Regions from separate parts of the Homo sapiens genome. Here region 2 is linked to region 1. The links are chromatin loops, found by intact Hi-C in ENCODE. Cell type or tissue: HCT116. All regions are shown on one strand. Each heading gives the region's core, and the rest is flanking DNA. Links, peaks and the distances in the headings are about the cores only. Region 1 overlaps LOC107987083 (a long non-coding RNA gene). Region 2 has its middle 410 kb from the start of PSAT1.

What was found. A loop is a pair of places that touch in the nucleus more often than their neighbours do. Peaks named below come from ENCODE experiments on the same cell type or tissue, not always from the same donor. Only the 100,000 strongest peaks of a DNase experiment are listed, where the experiment ranks them.
Region 2: it touches region 1 in a loop (2.4-fold over the local background); 4 of 110 quality-filtered maps call a loop at or near these places.

Annotation. Positions count from the first base shown.
Region 1 is chr9:78,432,432-78,444,196 of GRCh38, forward strand. The region is part of intron 2 of LOC107987083 (a long non-coding RNA gene); the gene reads left to right. Among named protein-coding and RNA genes, the nearest start is that of PSAT1, 140 kb to the left of the region's middle. RefSeq lists an enhancer at 4,857-8,473. In HCT116, for the core only: CTCF peaks have their summits at 7,215 (motif pointing right) and 8,162; a DNase peak (open chromatin) is centred at 7,240; H3K27me3 peaks cover 927 bases.
Region 2 is chr9:78,698,970-78,710,734 of GRCh38, forward strand. No RefSeq gene overlaps it. Among named protein-coding and RNA genes, the nearest start is that of PSAT1, 410 kb to the left of the region's middle. In HCT116, for the core only: a CTCF peak has its summit at 5,412; a DNase peak (open chromatin) is centred at 5,345.

The DNA.
Region 1 (11,765 bases), core at 2,561-10,560:
TCATACATTGGGTTATCCCCTCCTCCTAGTAGTCCCTTAATTAGTATGCTTGTCTCTAATTTATTCTGTTTCAATTAATTTCTTAAGGCATCACATCTTACTTTGCAATGAAATAAACTCTTCTGTAGTATATTACTGCCTCAGAATAAAGCTTAAATGCCAGAGCCAGACATTCAAGATCCCTGTAATTCCCCCACCCAAGCCTCCTTTAAAACATTTTCTCTTTCTACTTCTTGATTCAAACTCCATGCTTCACACTCTGCCCTGTCCCCCAAATATAATAGGCCCAGCTGGAATATTCTCATTTCCTTGCAGACTATCCAAATCCCACCTGTTCTTTAGGTTCATCCTAAGTCTCACTTCACCCATGAAGCCCCTCTCATCTTTCTGGTCACCTTCTAAGATGCTCTTGCACTTTTTTGTCTTTACTACTGGTATTTACACTTAATCAGTGTTTGGATTTAAGTGTTTCATGTATCTTCCTAGTTAGACACAGAGACTGTACTGCTTTTAGTGATAACCCCAGTGCTTGACACATACGGAGTAGACACAATAATATGGGTGAATGAATGAGTGAACAAAGCTGCAAACAGGGCAGGAGTAGTGCAACTTACACAGACTGAGTTGGGTTTAGGGTAGTACTGAACATAGAGTAGGTAGCTAATAGCTTCAAGAATGTTATGATTTAGTTGCTACGTAAACCAAACTGGAGTTGCTTAAATCTTTGGCTTGTGTCACTTTGTGCCTAGATTCTCCCTATTTGATGAGCTATCTAATAAATGGTGAGAAAAATTGCTTATGCATTGGTATGGATCTCCCGCCGACCACCTATAAGTCCTAGTTTTCTTCTTTTGCTATTGCCACTGCAAAGTAGAGTCACCACTTTGCACAAACTTTACAGAGAGGTAGTGACCAAAGCCACTCGTGCCTAGAGTCTCAAGTAGGTGAGAATCTCACCCTAAGTCTAGCGTAATGCTGTAATAACTTTGGGGCCTAACTTGACAATAAAGACATCATGTGACTTTACTTTTGTGTGTGTGTGCGTGCATGTTTGTGTGCATATGTTTAAGCCTGTACATATAAGTCTGTGTTCTTTGTGTAAAGGCCCATTCATTTACAGAAAAAAGAGCCTGCTCCAGATTTCCCCTCTGGAACTAGGAAATTTGTCCTTAATGAGACGAACACAGGTTATATATAAGACTGATATGCAGGAGGAATGGAGCACAGCAGCCTTCCTAGAAGCGCGTTACACATCATAGACTGTTAGGGGTGGGAGAAACCTTAAAATCAAGTGTTGGGTTTCCCAAACTGCAGTCATTTATCACATCAACCATTTTAAAATCTTTTTTTTTTTTTTTTCTGAGATGGAGTCTCACTCTGTCACCCAGGCTGGAGTGCAGTGGTGCCATCTCTGCTCACTGCAACCTCCGCCTCCTGGGTTCAAGCAATTCCCTGCCTCAGCCTCCCGAGCAGCTGGGATTACAGGTGCCCGCCACCATGCCCAGCTAATTTTTTGTATTTTTAGTAGAGACTGGGTTTCACCATCTTGGCCAGGCTGGTCTTGAACTCCTGACCTTGTGATCCACCTGCCTTGGCCTCCCAAAGTGCTGGGTTTACAGGTGTGAGCCACTGCGCTGGGTCCATTCACAATTCATCAGAAGTGATGGTCTGATGCATTGTTAAGGTCTTTCCAGCAATGCACATGAAAGTTCAGTATATAAAAATCCACCCTGACAATCCATTTCATCCGTGTCATTGATTCTTCTGGACAGCTTGGGAAAAAGGGACAATTTCTGCAGGTTTGAAACCTTCACAGCATGTGCAAGCACCGGGGTCTTGCCTTGCTTGTGTGTGATGTGATCATCATGGTACCACCCACTTTAGCCCTGCGGTAGCAATAATATCCAACAAATCATGGGGCTGATGATGGGCTACTTATGTATGTATTTTTATGTTTGGTAGAAAAATATTAAAGCATTTATCTTTGTTCCACCTTTTGTGTAATTTCCATAGTGGTACAAACACCATACTTTAGGAAACATTGATGTAGTCCAACTCTCTTATTTGAGGAGGAGAAATTAAAGGTCTGGAGAGGTGAAATCTCTTTGCCGAAAGTCATTCAAATATTTAATGGCAGAATGTTGGAGTTCCTGACTACCAGTGTGGTGTATTGCCCCCTAAATCACGCTCATTTAATCAGTTAATCTCTTAGGACAGGCATGAAACAAATGTTGGTGATCTCTTGGCAATGCTAGCCCCATGGTGAAATGGAGATCTGTGATTGGCTCTATTGTCAAGAACTCTTAAGAAATTAGAGTCTAGAAAAGACAGTTGTGCAAACAAAAACTTACTGAGCTAGAAGGGAGCCCAGGGTCATCCAGATCAATCCTGGGCTGAATCCTGCAAGGTCTAGGGATGGCCCCTGTGGGACCTCTTTGCAGGGCCAGAAGTCAAGGTACAAGAGGGAATTGGCAAGCAGGCAGGGTTGGGGGCCTCTTGCCCTCATTTCAGTCACAGCTGCACTGCTTTCATGTGTTCTATGTGTTATTTTCATGTAAAGTAGCATCGAAAATATTTTCAGGACTAATGTTGGAAATGCACTGTGCCTGTCCATTTTCATCTCATAAATAACATTGAGACTCCAAAGGTATCATGATTTTCTAATTAACAACAGAGATGACCTTCCTTTCCCAGAATTTCTATATCATAAAAAAGCAAGAGGCTAGAGTGTCCATGAACGTGGGCTTTGTGATTATGCAAATTTGAACCTGAATCCTAGCATGGCTCAAATGGAATTTTTCTTCAGTTAGGAATTTAATAATGCTTCTTTCTCCAAATTGGGCAAACTATTTCTCCAAGTATTTGGGGGGTACTTGATGCTGGAAGCGTCATTTGTGTTACCATAGGAAGTTAGGGAGAAGTGGCTTCCTTAGTTTACCCTACCCCAGACATGTCATTGGAGGAAGGGGGTAAAAAAGGGAAGGCTACATGAAGGAAGAGGGAGAACACAAAGGTGGCAGGGAACATGCCTAAAAGCCTTCCATGTGACTTCAGCTGCACTTCTGCAGAATTTTTTGGAAAGTAGAAAGGCGGTTGGCAGGGGAGGTGGGATGGGGAATAAAGAGTTATTGGTCAGTGGGTACGGCGGTTCAGTTTTGCAGGATGAAAAAGTCCTGAAGATGGGTCGCACAACAATGTGAATGCACTTAGCACTACTGAGCTGTACATTTAAAAATGGTTAAGACCGGGCGCGGTGGCTCACGCCTGTAATCCCAGCACTTTGGGAGGCCGAGGCGGGTGGATTACGAGGTCAGGAGATTGAGACCATCCTGGCTAACACGGTGAAACCCGTCTCTACTAAAAATACAAACAAACAAAAAAAAAATAGCCAGGCGTGGTGGCGGGTGCCTGTAGTCCCAGCTACTCCGGAGGCTGAGGCAGGGGAATGGCGTGAACCCGGGAGGCGGAGCTTGCGGTGAGCCGAGATCGCGCCACTGCACTCCAGCCTGGGCAAAAGAGCAAGACTGTGTCTCAAAAAAAAAAAAAAAAGGTTAAGATGTACATTTTATGTTTTGTGCATTTTGCTACAATTAAAGAAACAAGCCTCCAGGAGGCACAGTGAGTGTTTTTGTCATTCACACTTTAGAGCGGATTCATGGTTAGCTTGCTGTTCCCCAGTCCACTAGCAGAACTGAGGCGGATGGAAACTTTCGTGATAGAGCTTCTGACACAAAGTAGCCTGGTCCATTTGCTCAGTTATTCAACAAATATTTGAGTGCCTCCCTGGGGTCAGGCACTATAGTTAGTCCTAGCTATACTAGTGAAAACAAAGTATACGAAGATCCTGCCCTTGCAATCTGGGAGTGAGGGGTGGGGTGGGGTAAAGTCTCAGAAATAAAATAACTAAAGCTCTCAGCATATTACAAGATGATAAGTGTGGTGGAAAAATAAAGCATGAAGGAGGAAGATGGCGTGCCTCCAACGAGAAGGGGACATCTGGGCAGATTTGAGGGATCAGCCCCAGAAGATATGGAGAGGAAAAACATTCTAAGCAAGGGTAGAATAAGTGAGAAGACTGTGAGGTAGGTGAAGAATGGAAGATGAGGCCAGGAGAAGCAGGGGTGTGTTGTGGGGAGGAAGATTGAGGAAGGAAGGAAGGAAGGGAGAGAGTGAAAAGAAGGGTTTTTGCTTTTACTTGGAGCAAGATGGGAGCATTTGAGGGGTTTTGAGTTTGGAAGTGACATGATAGGACTTGAGATTTTCAGGATCATGGTGACGACTGCACTGAGAATGTACTGAATGGGAGTGAGGGCAAGGCAGAGAGATGAGCTTAGACAGGGTGCAGAGAAGGGCTGGCCGGTGGGACCCGGGGCTGTTCTGTGTTGATCTGTGCAAGGCAACAGGGGTAGGGTTTAGTTTTAGTGTGTCCACCTTTAATTCTCCAGGTGCCCTCTAACTCCCCTTCTGAAACCCTCTGTCTTCCCCCATCTTCTCCTGTAGCTGGAGGTTAAGTACATCCTTGAGGATGTCCCAGAGAGTTGATGGCTATGCCTTGGAATGGTCCTGATTCACAGCCCTTTGGCTTTAACTAGGTTTGTAGAAGCTCCTGTCCCAGGCATTCACCTCCCTCGGGATAAGAATCATCAGTCACCAGGGAGAAAATGGATATCTTGAAGCTGTGGGCTCTTAACTCCTTTAAAGCCGCAGGACAAATGATTTAACTGAACACTTGTCATGCAGGGAGGAACAGTAATCTTAGAAAAGGGAAGAAAAGTCTTCAAAATTCAGAATCTGGGGAAATTGCAGAGAAGGCAGCTTTATTCTTCTTGGGTGTGTGTCCATTGTGGAAGGAGTAGGGAGGCACAACCACAAATCTTGGATGGCCCTGGCATACCGAGGGCAGGTTTCCCTTGACAGCACTTTATTTCCAGAATTGTAACAAGGCCCAGTGTTGAAAAGGGGAAGAAAAGTGTGGCAGTCAACAATAATTATGGTCATCTGATAATCATCAGTTATGGATGTGGGGAAGGGAGAATTCTGAAATCCTTTAACTAACTAAAAGTAAAACATCACCTCTGTCTAGACCGGGATTTCTCAATTTCAGTAGTGTTGACATTTTGGGCCAGACAATTCTTTGTGGTGAGGGCTATTCTGTGCATTGTAGGATGTTATGCAGCATCCCTGGCCTCTGCATCCTGGATGCCAGCAGCACCTCCCCAGTAGTGACAACTAAAAATGTCCCCAGACATTGCCAAGTGTCCCCTGAGGAACAGAGTTGCCCCTGGCTGAGAACTGCTCACCTAGACTTAGGCAGGGGCATTGGGTGCAGTCAGGATTGTTTTACTTCATGTCCTCTCTGGCTGATGAAATCAATAGAGTTAACACTAATAGTGGTTTATTCTTGGTCACTGGGATAGCACGGCATGTGCTGTTCTATTTTGAGAGAACAATTTTCCTGTGTTTTATGTAATAAGGGCCTTGTGATGCATGGATTCTGGGCATCCCAACATATAAGTGTGCCTGTAAGGCAAAGAAACTAAAAACAAGGCACGCTCTGATTGCCAAGGAGGGGCCATGTTTTCTTTCGCGTCTCTCTCCTGGACCCATGCAATAATTAGTCAAAGTAAAATGAATATTAGCTCATGCTTAACTGCCTTTACCGCGCACTTGCCAGCGCTGACCCAGTAGTGCTAAACCAATTATTTTTTGAACTTTATGGCTTTAAATAATCCTTTGCTCTAAAATTCCCTATACCCCTCAGCTACTTAACCACAGGCCCCTCTGCCCTAAATCCTTTTCTTATACTTTGTAGCTTTTTAAGCAAGGAACCTCTTTAAGAAGACATAATCCCTTCTCTGTAGAAAACATGAAAGACCTTGAACAAATCAAGATTTCTCCATGGAGAATTCAGCTAATCCTGTGCTTAGCTCCTAACAAGGAAATCCATCTCTCCACCAAGCACGCCATTACCCGGACTAATGCCTGACTTGAATAACAAGCAAATTATTGTGCTTTTAATTGTACCCTGCTCGGTCACAAAGCACATCTGAGACAGGAATGTGCCGAGCTCTTCCAGGAGAAACAGGTCATGCTTCTAATCCTCCTTTTCTGTCGCCTTCCCCTCCCCCCTTTCAATCCTTTTTCTTCCCAGCGGCACACACAAAAAAAATTAAAAAAGACAGCTAAATTATGTTTAAAATGGAAGAGTCTAAAAGAAAAAAGGTGGTAAATACTGACTTGGGAGAGGATGAATTATCTAGTCTCTGCAGTGTGGCTCATTTGAGGACAATCAATGTTATCATAACCCCATTACTGCAGGGCAATCTTTGTTACCCTAAACCAGGCTTCCTCAACCTCAGCAGGATTGACATTTTGGGCTGAATAATTCTTTGCGGTGGGGGGACTTTCCCGGGCATTGGACAATATTTATTGGCCTCCCAAGTTGTGACAACCTAAAATGTACCAAGACATTTCCAAATGTCTCCGGGGAGGAGGCGGGGGGGGCAAAATCGCCCGTGGTAGAGAACTATTGACCGAATCCCACCCATACTGCGATGTATTTGTTCCCCCACTGCTATCCTTCCTGTTCACAAACCCCAGGCAAATCATGGTTCTCGTTGTAAACCAGGGAGAGACAAATGTGTTGTTTCTGTAAGTAGAATGAGTGGAAAGAAAAAAGACATGAAAGCATATGTTGTTAGGGGGTGGAGAATGAGCACCCCCTCAGCACCCAGTATTAGGATTTGGGGGGGCTCTGACTTCCATTGGGAAGTGGCTGTGCCCCTGGGTGTGAGCAAGCCAGCTTTTGAACGCCTGTATTTCACGCACTTCAGAAATAGGCTTGCTATGGTGAGACACGGGTGATGATGATGGAGAGGCTGCTGAGATAAAGGAGCCACTTGCCTGGAGGTACTGACACTCTCAGTCCTCTGTTTAGACTTGAGCGCGGGAGAACTGCCCCACCTCACTCAGACCATGCCAACAGTCCTGTTTTGGACCAGAAAATCAGTACCGAGGCGAGCTACCCAGAAAAGAGACGTTATGCAAGCCTTGAATTGCACTTTCATTACAGCTATTGAGGCAAACATTTCCTCGCTCCCGGAGATTGAAAGAATCCACCCTATTTTTAGTAACTTACTAGAAACATAATTGCTTGTCCTCACTGACCAGAAGAAAACGCAGGGAACGAACACGTTGCAGTTATCCCCGGTGTCCACTAGATGGCGGTGTACGTCTTCCTGAGAAGCCCGGCCTGGCTGCCGCTCGCAACAACTCCTTGGGTTAAGGAAGACAAGTGCCACTCGTCCTTTGGGAGACAGCCGGGTCCTCTCATTGTTGGCACAAACAGCTCCAAACAATTGCACTGACCACACAGCTCTAAGCCACATTCCAGGGCGCTGCCGTCTGCTCAGGAGTGAATGCTGGGAAAATGAACCAAGCTGCTAATTTGCTTGATTGGGGGAAAAATAAGATCTCCAGTAACAATGGGCGTAATTTATTTTTCCAACAAGAATAGGGGCAATGCCATTTCATCCCCCCTCCCAATTGCTACCATAAATGAAAGCAATCACCTAATTAGTCCTGAATTACTAACTGGCAGGGTAATGGATCTGCTGAAAATTAAGCTGAAGTGGAGAATTTGGAGAGGGGGATGTGATTTCGTGGGCAGGAGGGGTGGGAAGGGAAGGGAGGTGAAGGCGTGGAGCCCATTGTAGGGCCCTGGGCCCCTGCGGTCTGGGGGTTATGCTGGCCCTGACCCTAGGAGAACAAGGGGCTCAGTGAGTCTCTGGGCCATTCATTTTGTGCAGGAGAATGACTTTCTAAACCCTAAACCGAGGAAAAAGCATCTGCTGGGGAAGACATGCCCCTGAGTTCCTTTTAAAGTGTTACAGATGTAGATGAATTGGCTTAGGAAAGAGAACACAGCCCTGTGGGGCCTGGCCACCCCGCTGATGGGGCCGGACAGGCGGACCCCACAGGGAGACTCTTGAATGCCTTCTCTCCTGAAACACAATGAGGGAAATTACAGCAAATCTGAGACTGAGTTTGGATTTTAGTGCTTAAGAAATACCCAAAGGGAATGAAATAAATGCCTAGTTACAGATTTTGTGTTTTTGCATGCATCCTTAGTCTTCGCCCCTTCCTCAATGGAAATAATGAAGCATCCCCACACCCTGTGGCAGGCCCTCTCCTGGAGAAAAGCAGAACAATAGGAGAGTAGGTAAGGGCTGAGATCTTCCACACAAAGGCTCCACAAATTGAAGGACTAATTTATTTGTTCAGAGATGCCTTCTTGTTTTTTAGTTAGATATCACTTTAATTGAAATACTTTACTAATGCGATTTATCACAACTGTAAACTGTCAGTTTCCACAGCTGTTGCCTTTTTCAAGCAATCTGGCAAATGTGTGTGGGTAAAAACACAAAGAAGGTTGAGGAGGAGTGGGCTCAGGCTGTCTCTTCCCCACTCAGCTGGTCCACAGGCCCCTCACCTCCGCCAAAAACATATGCTCTTCTTCCTTAGAGGGACCCACTTCAATTCTAGCGCACATCTGTTGTCTTGGCTTCTAAACATCCATCCCCCCTCTCCTTGGAGGAGTACCTGGTTTTCTTTTGGGGACCTATCCTTTTCCCCATATCAGCCCATGTGGCTTAGATGAGGTGACCCTACTTTCCTGCTGTGGGGTGGGTGCGTATCCCAGCTCTGGCCTAAAGGTACCCTCTTCCGCCTCTCTTGGCTGTGTTGATTGGCTCTTAAGAGTTGCCAGAATTAGCAAAACATCAACAGCAAAAACAAACCAAAATACTCAGTTAAATTTCAGATAAGCAACTATGATTTTTTTTTACTACTATTATGTTTATTACTATTATTAATGTCTTTTGCATGGAGAATACTTATATTAAAAACAATGTATTGTTTATCTGAAATTCAAATTTAGAGAGGCATCCTGTATTTTATCTGGCAACGCCATTGGTTCCAAGAAAGGGACGTGACCAAAAGTGGTCAATTCATATTCAGCTCAGGACTTTTATTGGAGTTTTGGGGAAAGAAGTATTTAAAAAGAAATCTGTTGGGGTTGCTAAACTGGTAGGTTATGTGCTTACAACTGTTGGTGATGATCTTTGCTACTTTGTGGGAACAGCTGCCTGAAATGGGAGCCAAGGCCACAAAGATCAGACCTGTTTCATTGGAGCAGGTGGATCCAGCTGTTCCTGAAGCTGGCCCTGTGGTTGGTGGAGATCAGGGTCCCAATGGCCAGGTGGGATCACAATTTTCTACCTCTTGAGCCTGGAAAGTAGAAACATCAGCACCAGAATATGCCCACTGAGCACTGGCTTCTATTTAATCAAAAGAGTGGTAAATGGATATTGAGCAGCAAAAATAACTGATGTCCAGTACACCCTATATTGTTTTCTAATTGTTTTGTCACATGTAACATCAGCCCTTTTACGAGACAGCGTGGTTGTGAGAGGTGACAACGAGGGGCGGCCCTCGTTCGCTCTCAGCACCTCTTCGGCCTCGGCGTCCGCTCTGGCCATGCTCGAGGAGCCCTTCAGCCCGCCACTGCGCTGTGGGGGCCCCTCTCCGGGCTGGTCGAGGCCGGGAGCCAGCTCCCTCTGGTTGCGGGAAGGTGTGGAGGGAGAGGTGCGGGCGGGAACCGGGGCTGCGCGCGGTGCTAGCAGGCCAGCGCGAGTTCCGAGTGGGTGTGGGCTCTGTGGGCCCCGCACTGGGAGCGGCTGGCCGGCCGGCGCCACCGCCCCGGGGCAGTGAGAGGCTTAGCACCTGGGCCAGCAGCTGCGAGAGTGCGCCGGGTTCCCCAGCAGTGCCGGCCCACTGGTGCTGCGCTCAAATTCTCGCCAGCCCTCAGCTGCCTCCCCGCGGGGCAGGGCTTGGGACCTGCAGCCCCCATGCCCTAGCCTCCCCACCCCCAACGTGGGCTCCTGCGCAGCCTGAGCCTCCCCGAGGAGCGCCACCGCCTGCTCTGTGGCACCCAGTCCCATTGACTGCCCAAGGGCTGAGGAGTGCGGGTGCATGGCGTGGGACTGGCGGGCAGCTCTGTCGGCACCCCGATGCCAGATCCACTAGATGAAGCCAGCAGAGCTCCTGAGTCTAGTGGGGACTTGGAGAACCTTTATGTCTAGCTAAGGGATTGTAAATACACCAATCAGCACTCTGTGTCTAGCTCAAGGTTTGTAAATGCACCAATCAGCATTCCGTATCTAGCTAATCTGGTGGGGACTTGGAGAACTTTTGTGTCTAGCTCAGGGACTGTAAACGCACCACTCAGCACCCTGTCAAAACGGACCAATCAGCTCTCTGTAAAACAGACCGATCAGCTCTCTGTAAAATGGACCAATCAGCAGGATGTGGGTGGGACCAGATAAGGGAATAAAAGCAGGCTGCCTGAAGCAGCACTGGCAACCTGCTCGGGTTACCTTCCACCGTGTGGAAGCTTAGTTGTTTTGCTGTTTGCAATAAATGTTGCTGCTGCTCACTCTTTGGGTCCGCACTGTCTTTATGAGTTGTAACACTCACCATGAAGGTCTGCAGCTTCACTCCTGAGGCCAGCGACACCACGAACCCACCGGGAGGAATGAACAACTCCGGACGGGAGGAACGGAGAACTCCAGACGCGCTGCCTGAAGAGCTGTAACACTCACCGCGAAGGTCTGCAGCTTCATTCCTGAAGCCAGGGAGACCACAAATCCATCAGAAGAAAAAAAACGCTGAACATGTCCGAACATCAGAAGGAACAAACTCCAGACACGCCATCTTTAAGAACTGTAACACTCATTCACTGTGAGGGTCCCCGGCTTCATTCTTGAAGTCAGTGAGACCAAGAACCCACCAATTCCAGACACAGTTGGAATCAGGGTCTGCTATATTTGTGTTTGGAACTGGAGACCTGAACTTCAAATCTGCCTCTGGCTGAGTGGCTTTGTAGTCATGGTGACCTCTACAAACCTGAGATTCTCATTCTGAAAACTAAGGACAGGGGTACTTTTCTCTAGAGGCTGGGAGTGAGGAATCTGTGACAAAGTATGTAAGCACCTGTCACAGGGCCTGATATGGAGTAGGTGTCCCACAGAGGTCTTTCCCCGTCTGAGAGAGGATGTGCTTAACTTCATAACTTAAGGAGAGTGGTAATTAAAGTCTGAGGATATTGCTAGCACCATAGCGGCCCTATCATCGCCAGGCATCAGGTGACTGTGTATGCTGGATGGCTTTCATGCATTGTCGTGTACACCTTCTCATTTCATTTTGGCACAGAATCTCCTCTTTCTTTACATTGTTTTTCTTCTTATGCTGCTTTCAGGACGGGAGCTTTGCTTTGTGTTGATACACGCAGCGAATCCGTCAAAACTTGATTGTTGTATTTTCTGTGTCTCAGTGACATTTACCGAATTATTTGGTTATTTGAGACCAACAAACCATTTCTCTCCTACGTTAACATTAGTCGATTTGACTCAAAGGAATAAAGTGAAGGCAAGAGCACTATCTCACAGTGACAACGTTGTGCTCCATTTTACTGGGATTTTCCAGAGCTTAACGAGGTAGGTTTGGAACATCTAATCAGGGAAGAGGTTAGTCTGGAACTTGCCATTTAGAGTTGGAAGGAGTTGAAGTTTTGCCCCAGTGAGTCAGTGACAGGACTAGAATTCAGGCCTGGCCCACAAGCCCATGCGTCAGGCTGCCGGAGTCTCCGCCAAGCCTGCAGCACACACATCCTCTGGGACCTTTCAAAGATGTTTCAGTTGGTTGGG
Region 2 (11,765 bases), core at 1,771-9,770, 270 kb after region 1:
GCATTATGTGTGACATTTAGAGTAATTTTTTTTTTTTGAGACAGAATCTCCCTGTGATGCCCAGGCTAAAGTGCAATGGTGCGATCTCGGCTCACTGCAACCTCCGCCTCCTGGGTTCAAGCGATTCTCCTGTCTCACCATCCCAAGTAGCTGGGACTACAGGTGTGTGTCACCACACCCAGCTAATTTTTGTATCTTTAGTAGCGACAGGGTTTCACCATGTTGGCCAGGCTGATCTCGAACTCCTGACCTCAAGTGATCCGCCCACCTTGGCCTCCCAAAGTGCTGGGATTATAGGCATAAGCCAATGCACCCAGCCCATTTAGAGTATTTTTTAAATGTCTCACTATTCCCAAAACTATGACCACAAAAGAAGCTGTACTTTCAGTCATGGGGAGAATAGGGTAATAAAAATTAGTGACATAAGAACAAATGTGTGGCCGGGCATGGTGGCTCATGCCTGTAATCACAGCACTTTGGGAGGCCGAGGTAGATGAATCACCTGAGGTCAGTAGTTCAAGACCAGCCTGACTAATATGATGAAACCCTGTCTCTGCTAAAAATACAAAAATTAGCCAGGTGTGATGGTGGGTGCCTATAATCCCAGCTACTTAGGAGGTTGAGACAGGAAAATTGCTTGAACCCAGGAGGTGAAGGTTGCAGTGAGCTGAGATCACGCCACTGCACTCTAGCCTGGGTGACAGAGCGAGACTCTGTCTAAAAACAACAACAACAACAACAAAAAAACAAAACAAAAAATAACAGTGTGTGACAGGAGCAACCTGACGGAAGGGCATGAAGCACGTGTGAGATGGAGGAGCAGGTTGTGCCAAGGCTAGTGTAGATCTGATTTATTTTCCAACACTTTCATTAACCATCTTGGCGAAGTCACGGGATCTCTGAGAACCTCTGACTTCTCTGACATACAATGTTGAGAGTGTGGGCTCTGAAGTCACAGAAACTGGGTTGAAATCTTGACTCTTTTACTTGTTATGTGGAGAAGGTATTTACTTGTTGTGTGGAGAAGGTTGTGAGCCTCAGCTGCCTCAAATATAAAATGGGGAAAACAATAGATTTGCTGCATTTGATTTTGTGGGGATTAAAAATAGGAATGCATTTAAATACAGGCATACGTTGGAGATACTGTGAGTTCAGTTCCAGACCACTGCAATAAAGAATCACAATAAAGTGAGTCACATGAGTTTTTTGGTTTTCCAGTGCATATAAAAGTTACATTTACACTATAGTATAGTCTGTTAAGTGTACAATAGCAGTATGTCTTTAAAAAGTACATACCTTAATTAAAGAATACTTTATTGCTAAAAAATGTGACACAGAGATGTGAAGTGAGCACATGCTGTTGGAAAAATGGCACAGATACATTTACTTGATGCAGGGTTGCCACAACCCTTCAATTTGTAAAAAATGCAATATCTGTAAAGCTCAATAAAGCAAAGCACAATAAAATAAGGTTTGCCTACATGAATAAAGTGCTGCACATGTAAAATTATGTACATTAAATGTGAGTTACTGTTATAAGTGTCTGGTTGAATTAGAGAAAAGAAAAGCCCCTGGACAGACCAGCACTACAGAGAAAATTGTTTCTGTACCACCAGTTCCTTTTCTCCTCTCATCACCCCGGGTGGGCAGAATAATGCCCCCTGCCTGCAAAATGTCCATGTCTTAATGCTTGGAACCTGTGAATAGATTGAGTCTCAAGGACTTTGCAGTTGTAATTAAGGACTTTGAGAGAAGGGACTATCTTGGATTATCCCCATGGACTCATTCTAACATGAACCTTGAAAAGCGGAGAACTTTCTCTGGCTGGAAACAGGAGATTCAGCAGAAGTTGAAGTCAGAGTTTTCAAGCATGAGAAGGATTCAACCAGCTGCTGTTGGCTTTGAGATACAGGGATCAGGGTGCAAGAACTGTAGAGAGCTCTCTAGGAGCTAAGGATGACTCCAGCTGATAGGACCCTAATCCTAGAATCACAAGAAACAGGAAACTTCCAACAATCTGAATGAGCTGGAAAGCAAATTCTTTCCAGAGCCTCCTGATAAGGCCAACCTCTAGATTTTCACATCTGAAGATGTGAAACCTAGGTCAGAGAGACCAGTTGAGCCAACCTCAACTTCTGACCTACAGAACTGTGAGATAATGAATTTGTGTTTTTAGTCACTCTGTGGATTAATTTGCTATGATAGTGATAGAAAAATAACACACTGCCTCACCCCTTTAGCATTTCTTTCCAGTCTTTATGAAAGTTAGTTGTAGTTTCGAGGATGCTTCACAGAGATAACATCACCCAGGGTGGAAAGGCTTGTGGGTATAGATACTTAGGTAATATAGCTAGAAGAAGTTTAGCAGAAGGATGTAGGCAAAATTAGATGAGCAGAATAGTATAGGATGAAGGGTTTTGGGAAAAAAAAATACACACACACACACACACACACACACCACATATTGTGAGATTTGGGGAATTTAACAACTGAAAGCAACATTCATGGCTATTTACTTTTTTTTTTTACTTTACTCTTTATCCTCTTGTTTTAAGATGAAGAAACAAAAAGTCAAAAGTGGTTAATGGACTTGCCCAAGGTCAGATATTCAACAAACTGCTTTTCTTAGGTTACGAATAGACTATCAAATTCTTGTGGTGTCTTCTTTTTACTCTAAATGCTACTCACTAGTGGACCCCAGTCTTACAGTGGGTGTAGAATGGTAAAGTGTTGAGGGAGTAGAGTATAAATGTAGATAATGTTTTCTTATTCAACCAAGAATCTTGATGACCAGCTTTAGAAACAATGTTTTAGGTGTGAAAATGCATAAGGCTTCATTCACTCTCTGGATAGGACTTCTGTATATGGAATCCTAGTCTGGTTATATTTATCAAGCATTCTGCTTTATGTATAACCTAACATGGCCATAGGCAGAAAGAAGTCACTGAAACATCAGATGAAGGATTGGGTTAAGTGACTGCCAAGATCATTTCCTGTCTCAGTATTGTTCAGAGCACTCAAGGTAGTGATTTATGTCTACTTAGAAGGATGCCATCCAGACCTTGACCAGTGTTTGAAAACAATTTTCTAGCCAGCAATGCAAAGAGATAATTTCACAAGTCAGCCATGTTTATGGTATATCGTCCATGAAATCACTGAGCAGACATGTCACTGCATCATAGAACCTTCACCCAGGTTCATATAGGCAAGGTGCTATTGCCTTAAGTGGTGTTTATGAGATGTATAGCAGCAATGGACAACAAAGGAGCCATTTTTCTCTTTGCATTGCTGAAAATTTGGCTTTCCTTTTGGATGCTGTTAAAATCCCACTAGACGCATATATAACATGACAATAAGTCGGAATTTTCTTTTTCTATTGCTCCAGAATTGGTGATAAGATCTCAGAGTTGAAGAAGGTCCAAGTGTTCCTTATTTAAATGAAGCGACAAAAAACCGAGGCTAGATACCTCTCTAGGGCTTAATAAGCAGAGACACAACCTGCCCTTCTCATTCAACCATTCCCCCACCCCAAGACTGGTGTGTATTAGTTTGCTAGAACTGCTGTAACAAAGTACCACAGACTGTGTGGCTTATACAATAGAAGTTATTTTCTCATGGTTCTAAAGGTCGCAAGTTTGAGTTTGAGGTATCAGCAGTTTGGGTTTCCTCTGAGGTTTTTCTCCTTGAATTGTAGGTTGCCACCTCCCTTTGACTTAGCTTGAACACATGAACTTCCCTCTGTATTTGTCTGTATTCTAATCTCCTCTTATTATAAGGACACAAGTCTTACTGGGTTAAGATCCACTCTACGATGTCTACTTTAATGATGTGATTTTAACTTACCTGTTTAAAGACCCTTTCTCTGCATGCAATCACATTCAAACTTTAATATATAAATTTTTTAAGGATACCATTTGGCCCATAATTACTGGGAAAGGGAGATAACTACTGAGATTGGCAGTCTTCTAAGAAGTATTATATTCAAGCTTTATATGGTTTGGCTCTGTGTCCCCACCCAAATCTCATCTTGAATTGTGCTCCCATAATTCCCTCCTGTTGTGGGAGGGACCCGGTGGGAGATACTTTGAATCATGGCAGAGGTTTCCCCCATACTGTTCTCATGGTAGTGAATAAGTCTCAAGAGATCTGATGGTTTTATCAGGGGTTTCCGCTTTTGTATCCTCATTTTTCTCTTGCTGTCACCACGTAAGAAGTTTCTTTCACCTCCCACCATGATTCTGAGGCCTCCCTTGCCATGTGGAACTGTAAGTCCAATTAAATCTTTTTCTTCCCAGACTCCAGTATGTCTTTATCAGCAGTGTGAAAACAGGCCAATAAGGTAAACTGGTACCAGTAGAGTGGGGCGCTGAAAAGATACCCGAAAATGTGGAAGCGACTTTGGAACTGGGTATCAGGCAGAGATTGGAACAGTTTGGAGGGCTGAGAAGACGGGAAAATGTGAGAAAGTTTCGAACTTCCTAGAGACTTGTTGAATGTCTTTGACCAAAATGCTGATAGTGATATGAACAATAAGGTCCAGGCTGAGGTGGTGTCAGATGGAAATGAGGAACTTGTTGGAAACTGGAGCAAAGATGACTCTTATAAGGCTTTAGCAAAGAGGCTGGTGCATTTTGCCCCTGCCCTAGAGATTTGTGGAACTTTGAATTTGAGAGAGATGATTTAGGGTATCTGGCAGAAGAAATTTCTAAACAGCAAAGCATCCAAAATGTGACTTGGGTGCTGTTAAAAGCATTTTGTTTTAAAAGGGAAACAGCATAAAAGTTCAGAAAATTTGCAGCGTAATGATGCAGTAGAAAAGAAAAACCCATTTTTTGAGGAGAAATTCAAGCCAGCTGCAGAAATTTGTATAAGTAACAGGAGCCCCATGTTAATCCCCAAGACAATGGGGAAAATGTCTCCAGGGCATGTCAGAGGTCTTCATGGCAGCCCTTCCCATCACAGACCCAAAAACCTAGGAGGAGAAAATGGTTTTGCAGGCAAGGCCCAAGGTCCCCATGCTGTGTGCAGCCTAGGGACTTGATGCCCTGCATCCCAGCCACTGTAGCTGTTACTAAAAGGGGCCAAGGTACAGCTTGTCCCATGGTTTCAGAGGATGCAAGCCCCAAACCTTGGCAGCTTGCACATGAAGTTGAGCCTAGGGGTGCGCAGAAGTCAAGAATTGAGGTTTGGGAACCTCCACCTGTATTTCAGGAGATGTATGGAAACACCTGGATGCCCAGGCAATAGTTTGTTGCAAGGGTGGGGGCCTCATGGGGAACCTCTGCCAGGGTAGTACGGAAGGGAAATGTGGGATTGGAGCCACCACACAGAGTCCCTGCTAGGGCACCACCTAGTGGAGCTGTGAGAAGAGGGCCACCATCCTCCAGAACCCAGAATGGTAGATCTGCCGACAAGCTTGCACCGTGTGCCTGGAAAAGCCATGGACACTCAACGCCAGCCTGTGAAAGCAGTTGGGAGGGGGGCTGTACCCTGCAAAACCACAGGGTGGAGCTGCCCAAGACTATGGGAACCCACCTCTTGCATCAGTGTGACTTGGATGTGAGACATGGAGTCAAAGGAGATCATTTTGGAGCTTTAGAATTTGCCCCACTGGATTTCAGACTTGCATGGGCCCTGTAACCCCTTTGTTGTGGCCAATTTCTCCAATTTGGAATGGCTATATTTACCTGTACCTCCATTGCATCCAGGAAGTAACTAGCTTACTTTTGATTTTACAGGCTCATAGGTGGAAGAGACTTGCCTTGTCTCAGATGAGACTTTGGACTGTGGACTTTTGGGTTAATGCTGAAATGAGTTAAGACTTTGGGGGACAGCTGGGAAGGCATGATTGGTTTTGAAATGTGAGGACATGAGATTTGGAGGGGCCAGGGGCAAAATGATATGGTTTGGCTGTGTCCCAACCCAAATCTCATCTTGCGTTTTACTCCCATAATTCCCACATGTTGCAGGAGGGACCCAGTGGGAGATAATTTGAATTATGGGGTCCGTTTCCCCCACACTGTTCTCCTGATAGTGAGTAAGTCTCATGAGATCTGATGGTTTTATTAGGGGTTTCTGCTTTTGCATCCTCCTCATTTTCTCTTGCTGCCACCATGTAAGAAATGCCTTTTGTCTGGGCATGGTGGCTGACACCTGTAATCCCAGCACTTTGGGAGGCCAAGGTGGGCAGATCACAATGTCAGGAGATCGAGACCATCCTGGCCAACACAGTGAAACCCCGTCTCTACTAAAAATACTAAAAAATAAGCTGGGTGTGGTGGCAGGCGCCTGTAGTCCCAGCTACTCGGGAGGCTGAGGCAGGAGAATGGCGTGAACCCAGGCGGCGGAGCTTGCAGTGAGCCGAGATCGCACCACTGCACTCCAGCCTGGGCAACAGAGCGAGACTCTGTCTCCCAAAAAAAAAAAAAAAAAAAAAAAGTGCCTTTTGCTTCCTGCCATGATTCTGAGGCCTCCCCAGCCATGTGGAACTGTAGGTCCAATTAAACCTCTTTTTCTTCCTAGTCTTGGGTATGTCTCTATCAGCAGCATGAAAACAGACTAATACAAAGATGAAAAGTGATTGTTTTCTTTCCCCATCATGAAGAATAGAGGAGTGAATTTTTACCCTAAAGCCAAGAGAGGGGCTTTGAGAGTCATTCATACTGATTGGGATATACTTTTAGAGAGGCAGGAGGAGAAGACATCTCATTCCTTCCCTGAATCCTTGCTGAGCTGTGTAATGTATGGAGCAGTGCATGGAAAAGAGTTCTTGGGAGACTTTGAAATGTATACCCTGGAGTTTTGGGGATGCCTACAGACATAGAGATGGCACTTTCTTGCCTAGAATTTCTGAAGGCTAAATTTTTACTGAAATATTGTACAGTAGCAGTGCAGAAGGAATGCTGATGTCATATCTTTAATGAAAAAGATGAGGATCACCCTCATTCCAATTTTCTACTGTTCCTGGATAGTTCAAAAGAGAACCACAACTGTTAGTGTGGCTGCACGTAAAAAAGACTACAGTAGGTAAAGGATGGGTCAGATATCCCACCCAGGTGACATCTAGACTAAGCAAGGGGATACCTCACCCAGTGAAAGGTTTGAAGGTGAACTCTGATGAGGCTGCTCAAGAATGATGTACACAGTCTCTATGTTAGTAGTTCTCAAGCAGGGTGAATTTGGCCTCCAGAAGACAACTTGCAATTTCAGTTGTTATAACTGGGAGAATGATGTTACTGCCCCAATGCTGGGGATGCTGCTAAACCTGCTACCACGCAGAGGGCAGCCACTACCATAAAGCATTACCCAGGTCAAAATATCAGTAGTTATGCTGTTGAGAACTCCATGTGGAAGCCATCATATTGGCATAGTCACCCTGCTACTTTTTTTTTTTTTTTTTGACATGGAGTTTCACTCCTGTTGCCCAGGCTGGTGTGCAATGGCATAATCTCGGCTCACTGCAACCTCTGCCTCCTTGGTTCAAGCGATTCTCCTGTCTCAGTTTCATGAGTAGCTGGGATCACAGTCACCCACCCCTACGCCCAGCTAATTTTTGTATTTTTAGTAGAGACGGGGTTTCACCATGTTGGCCAGGCTGGTCTCGAACTCCTGGCCTCGTGATCCGCCTGTCTCAGCCTCCCAAAGTGTGGGGATTACTTACAGGCGTGAGCTACCGCGCCCGGCCGCCCTGCTACTTTTGTTGTGTGCACGAACATTAATATTTCTGAAAGGGAATGTTTGGTAACTGCATGCACAGGAGGGAAGTACGTCAAACTTATTGTCAGGTTGATCAACGTATGTATTACATGCCTTTCCTGGGTAAAAGATTAGGGGTACGGAATTATTAAATCATAGTTCTTAGCTTCAGGATCTTATACTCGGGGGAAAACAGACATATTGGACAAGTGAATGTGCCTGCCAGTTTGTGCAATAGTGATATAATGGAGGCATGAACATGTTGTAAATAAATGGATGGTAAATAGCTTGAAAAAATTGTGACATGTTCTGTATGATCCCATTTTATAGAGAATATATATTCATAATCCCACTTAATATTTAAAATATTTAAAAATATATACAAAATTTAGAAGCAAGTGTATGGATATTTTATAATTGGCTAATTATAGGATTCTGGCCACATTTTAAAATTTGATTTGCAATAGTAAAACCTTTTTTGTGTGTTTAAGATATGTGATCATTGCAAAAAAGGAATTAGGTACTATGTAAGGAGGTTGTAAAGAAGAAAACGAAAATCACCAGTAATTAACTTTCTAAATGTAAGAACCATGAATGATTTTGTATCTGTCCTTTGAGGTTTTTCCCCAAGCATATGTGTGCCCTTAGAAACCAATAGTTCTGATCGTGCTATGCGTTGTTCACTTAAGGACTCCTGTTTCTTTTGTCTGTGTTAATATATTTTACTTATATCATCTTAAAGGAAATACATAATGTATATTAATTTACTTTTCCCAAGTGAAGAGGAGTTTGAAATGGAAAGCATATTTTTTCTGCTTATTCTTCTTCAACCTCAGTTTCACTCCCCAAAGGCAACCACTTTTATACTCTGCTATTTTTAGTTCCCTTTGTGGTTACTTTTATACATCTCATGATTATGCTTCTATTCTTACTCTTCCTCCTATTTCCTCTCTTGCCCTGCTACTACCTAATTTCTGGTGACTCTTCTTTAATTTTACATAGTCACAGTGAAACAGTTCTCTCCCTTTCTGAAACTGTAATTGTTATGTGCTTTGTCTTTAGCTTTTACTGAAGTGAAGACTAAAGACCAATAAATACCATTTGTTTCTGTGGCCATGTACATACCGTTTACCACAAATTCAATTAAAGGCATTGCATTCATTTTCTTCTTTTTACATCCAGTGTTACAATGTTTTTACAATTGGAGGAAGAAAATTCCTAATGTCCAACTCAAATGGGTTCACTTTTGTTACATTTTTAAAATATTTTAGAATGACTCATTCAAAAGTAGCTACTCCTGTTTCTTTCTTTCCTCTTTTTTTTTTTTTTTTTTTGGAGGCTCCAAAAAATACCATGATGGAGGAAGAGTTCCTGTTTGTTTGTTTTTTTAATTGACTTCATCAATCAATTTATTGTCTTATGTAATTTATTTTATTGCCATTGTTGTCAAGTTAAAAATGAATTTTTACCATATTCTTAAAATTACTCAGGCTCATCTATTGCACTAAGTATACTTCTTTCCAAAGAAAACCTTTCAGGATCACTTCAGCTTTCTGCTGTAACCGGGGCTGGTCACTGCCTTGATTCACTTACTGTTCAAAGAATTGTTAGGAACAATATCAGTGCATCTTGCCCTCCTGGGTTAGCTTTTTTTTTGGTATCCCATGTCTTCCATTTTTTGGTTTCAACTTCATTTTCTTATCTGGAATACATACTCAAAATTCTCCTCACAAATGGCACTTGGGTTACCAATGTTCTGAAGCTGTGCATATCTAAACATATGTATATTTTATCCTCAGGCTTGATTGATATTTTGTATGGCTGTAGAATTTTAGGTTAAGAATCTTGTAGAACTTTGAATACATCTTTATCTTGTAATGTTCAGAGTTGCTGATGAGAAGTCTGATGTCAATCTGATCCTGTATATATTTATTTGTTTCATAGATGGCCCTTGCCTTGGTTTACAGTTCTAGAAGCTGCTTGAAAGCAAGAGCTATTGCCAGGCCAGAGATAATGTCTGAATCAGGCACATAGAAGTGAAATGAGGAATTGTGAGAGACAAATTGGAGGTAGGATCTATGTGATTCTGTGTGTCTGCTTTTTTAACTTGGCTTCCATTCTTAATATTCTGCCAAACCTTAGCTGAAGCTTTTAATTCTTAATGCACATGAGGTCAGTGAGAATTACTGAGTGCCCACCATTTACTGAAGCATGGCAGAGCTGAACTGAAGGGTGTAACCCATCCAGATCTTTCAGAGGTAAAATATAATTGGCCTGAGCCTTTGACCTGTACTGACAGTTTATATTTTGAATTCTGTTGTGTTTATTTTCATCACTAAAAAGTCAGAGGATAGTCACAAGTTTTAGATAAACTAGGTATTGTTATTTTAAAGGAAAAGGGATGTCAGTTTTTGTCTGTAAGTAACATGACAAATATTTTATTGTGAATTGTACATGGTGATTTAGAAACCTAATGACAGGCCAAACTGAGATCATGAGTTATATAACAATGGGCTGGCTGTATTTTGGAGTTCATTTATGCTTATCCAGACTAATCTTAAGAAGTTTTAGTCTATACCAGGTTTAGATCAAGGATTATTCAAATACAACTATTCCCCGGGGCCTAGAGATAGTGCTTTTGAAGGTGGTAGACAGGTATCATTTGACATAAATGAAGCACAATGGAGGGCAAGAGTGGTTTTAGTTGTTTGGAAGAAGACATGGAGTGATAATTTCTTAGACATTATAATTTTTAAGCACAGGCTTGCAAGATAAATAAATCAGTCCACTGAGGAGGAGGATAAAAGCTCTGTTTTGTGCAACTAAAAAAATAATAGCCCATATCCGGGAGGACATTTTGAGCATGTCTGCTGCTGACACCATGACTCTGTGATGCTCTGAAATATTTATTGAAAGAGATTGGAATCATCAATAATTATTACTTGATGGAGGTTTGTGGAAATACGCTTTTTCAGCTCTGAGAACCATGTGGTTCTATTAAGCTAGTTATCACAAATAATTAAGGTCAAAAGCACCATCGACACTTACTTTGCTACAGTGCATTAAAAATAATCTTTGAAAGCTGCTGAGTCTGATACACCACTTTGAATCCTGCTAGTGCATTAGCGGGGTAGACTTATATGACAGCGGCTCTACTGTGCAAATGATCTTTGTGCATAGAATTAGGTGATAGAAATAGGCAGAATAATTTCAGCCACCATAGTCTAGAACTACAGATCTACGTATAGAAGGCTGTAGGAACAAGGAAACTAAGATAAATTTGTCATGTGCAAGAGAGATTTTTGTCTGAAATGTGCCTTTCTGTTTTCTCTATGGTTCAGTAGGGTCTGTGGTGGGGGAGGAAGATAAACAAGGAGCAGGGTACAGGGAGAGGGTGTGGCAATGATTTCCGCTTCCATTGACAAAGAACAAGGCATCCCTGATTGCTTTTTATCAGTCAAGCCACTTACACTTGACAAACCACCACATTTTCTGATTTTTATTTATTAATTTTATATGTTAATTATTCTCTACCCAATTTGTCTTTTTCTCTCTTCTTCCATTTCTATCTCCTCTTTTCTGTATCTCCTTCCTCTTTCTTTCTCCTGGTTCTTTCATAACTATTCGTTCATTATTCATTCATTTACCAAGTGCCTATGGAGGATATTCTATGTGCAAGGCATTATGTGACATGGTGGATACAGGAATGGATAACGTATGGTTCTAATCCTAAAGGAATTTACAGCTGACTGTGTGAGGTTTAGAGGAATATGTTTAGAAATTACCTGAGTCTTTTTCAGTCATTTAGATATTTTAGATCTAAATGATTGTCTGGATCCCCCTCAATATACACAGATAAAAAGTAAAGAAGGGGTTACCTTTTCGGGCCTGGCATTTGTAGTACAGACTCTGGTCCCACCAGAGTCTCCTTACCTTCTTCTCCCACCTTCATGGCCTGATATGGTTTGGCTGTGTCTCCACCCAAATCTCATCTTGAATTCCCACATGTTGTGGGAGGGACCTGGTGAGAGGTAATTGAATCATGGGGGCAAGTCTTTCCTGTGCTGTTC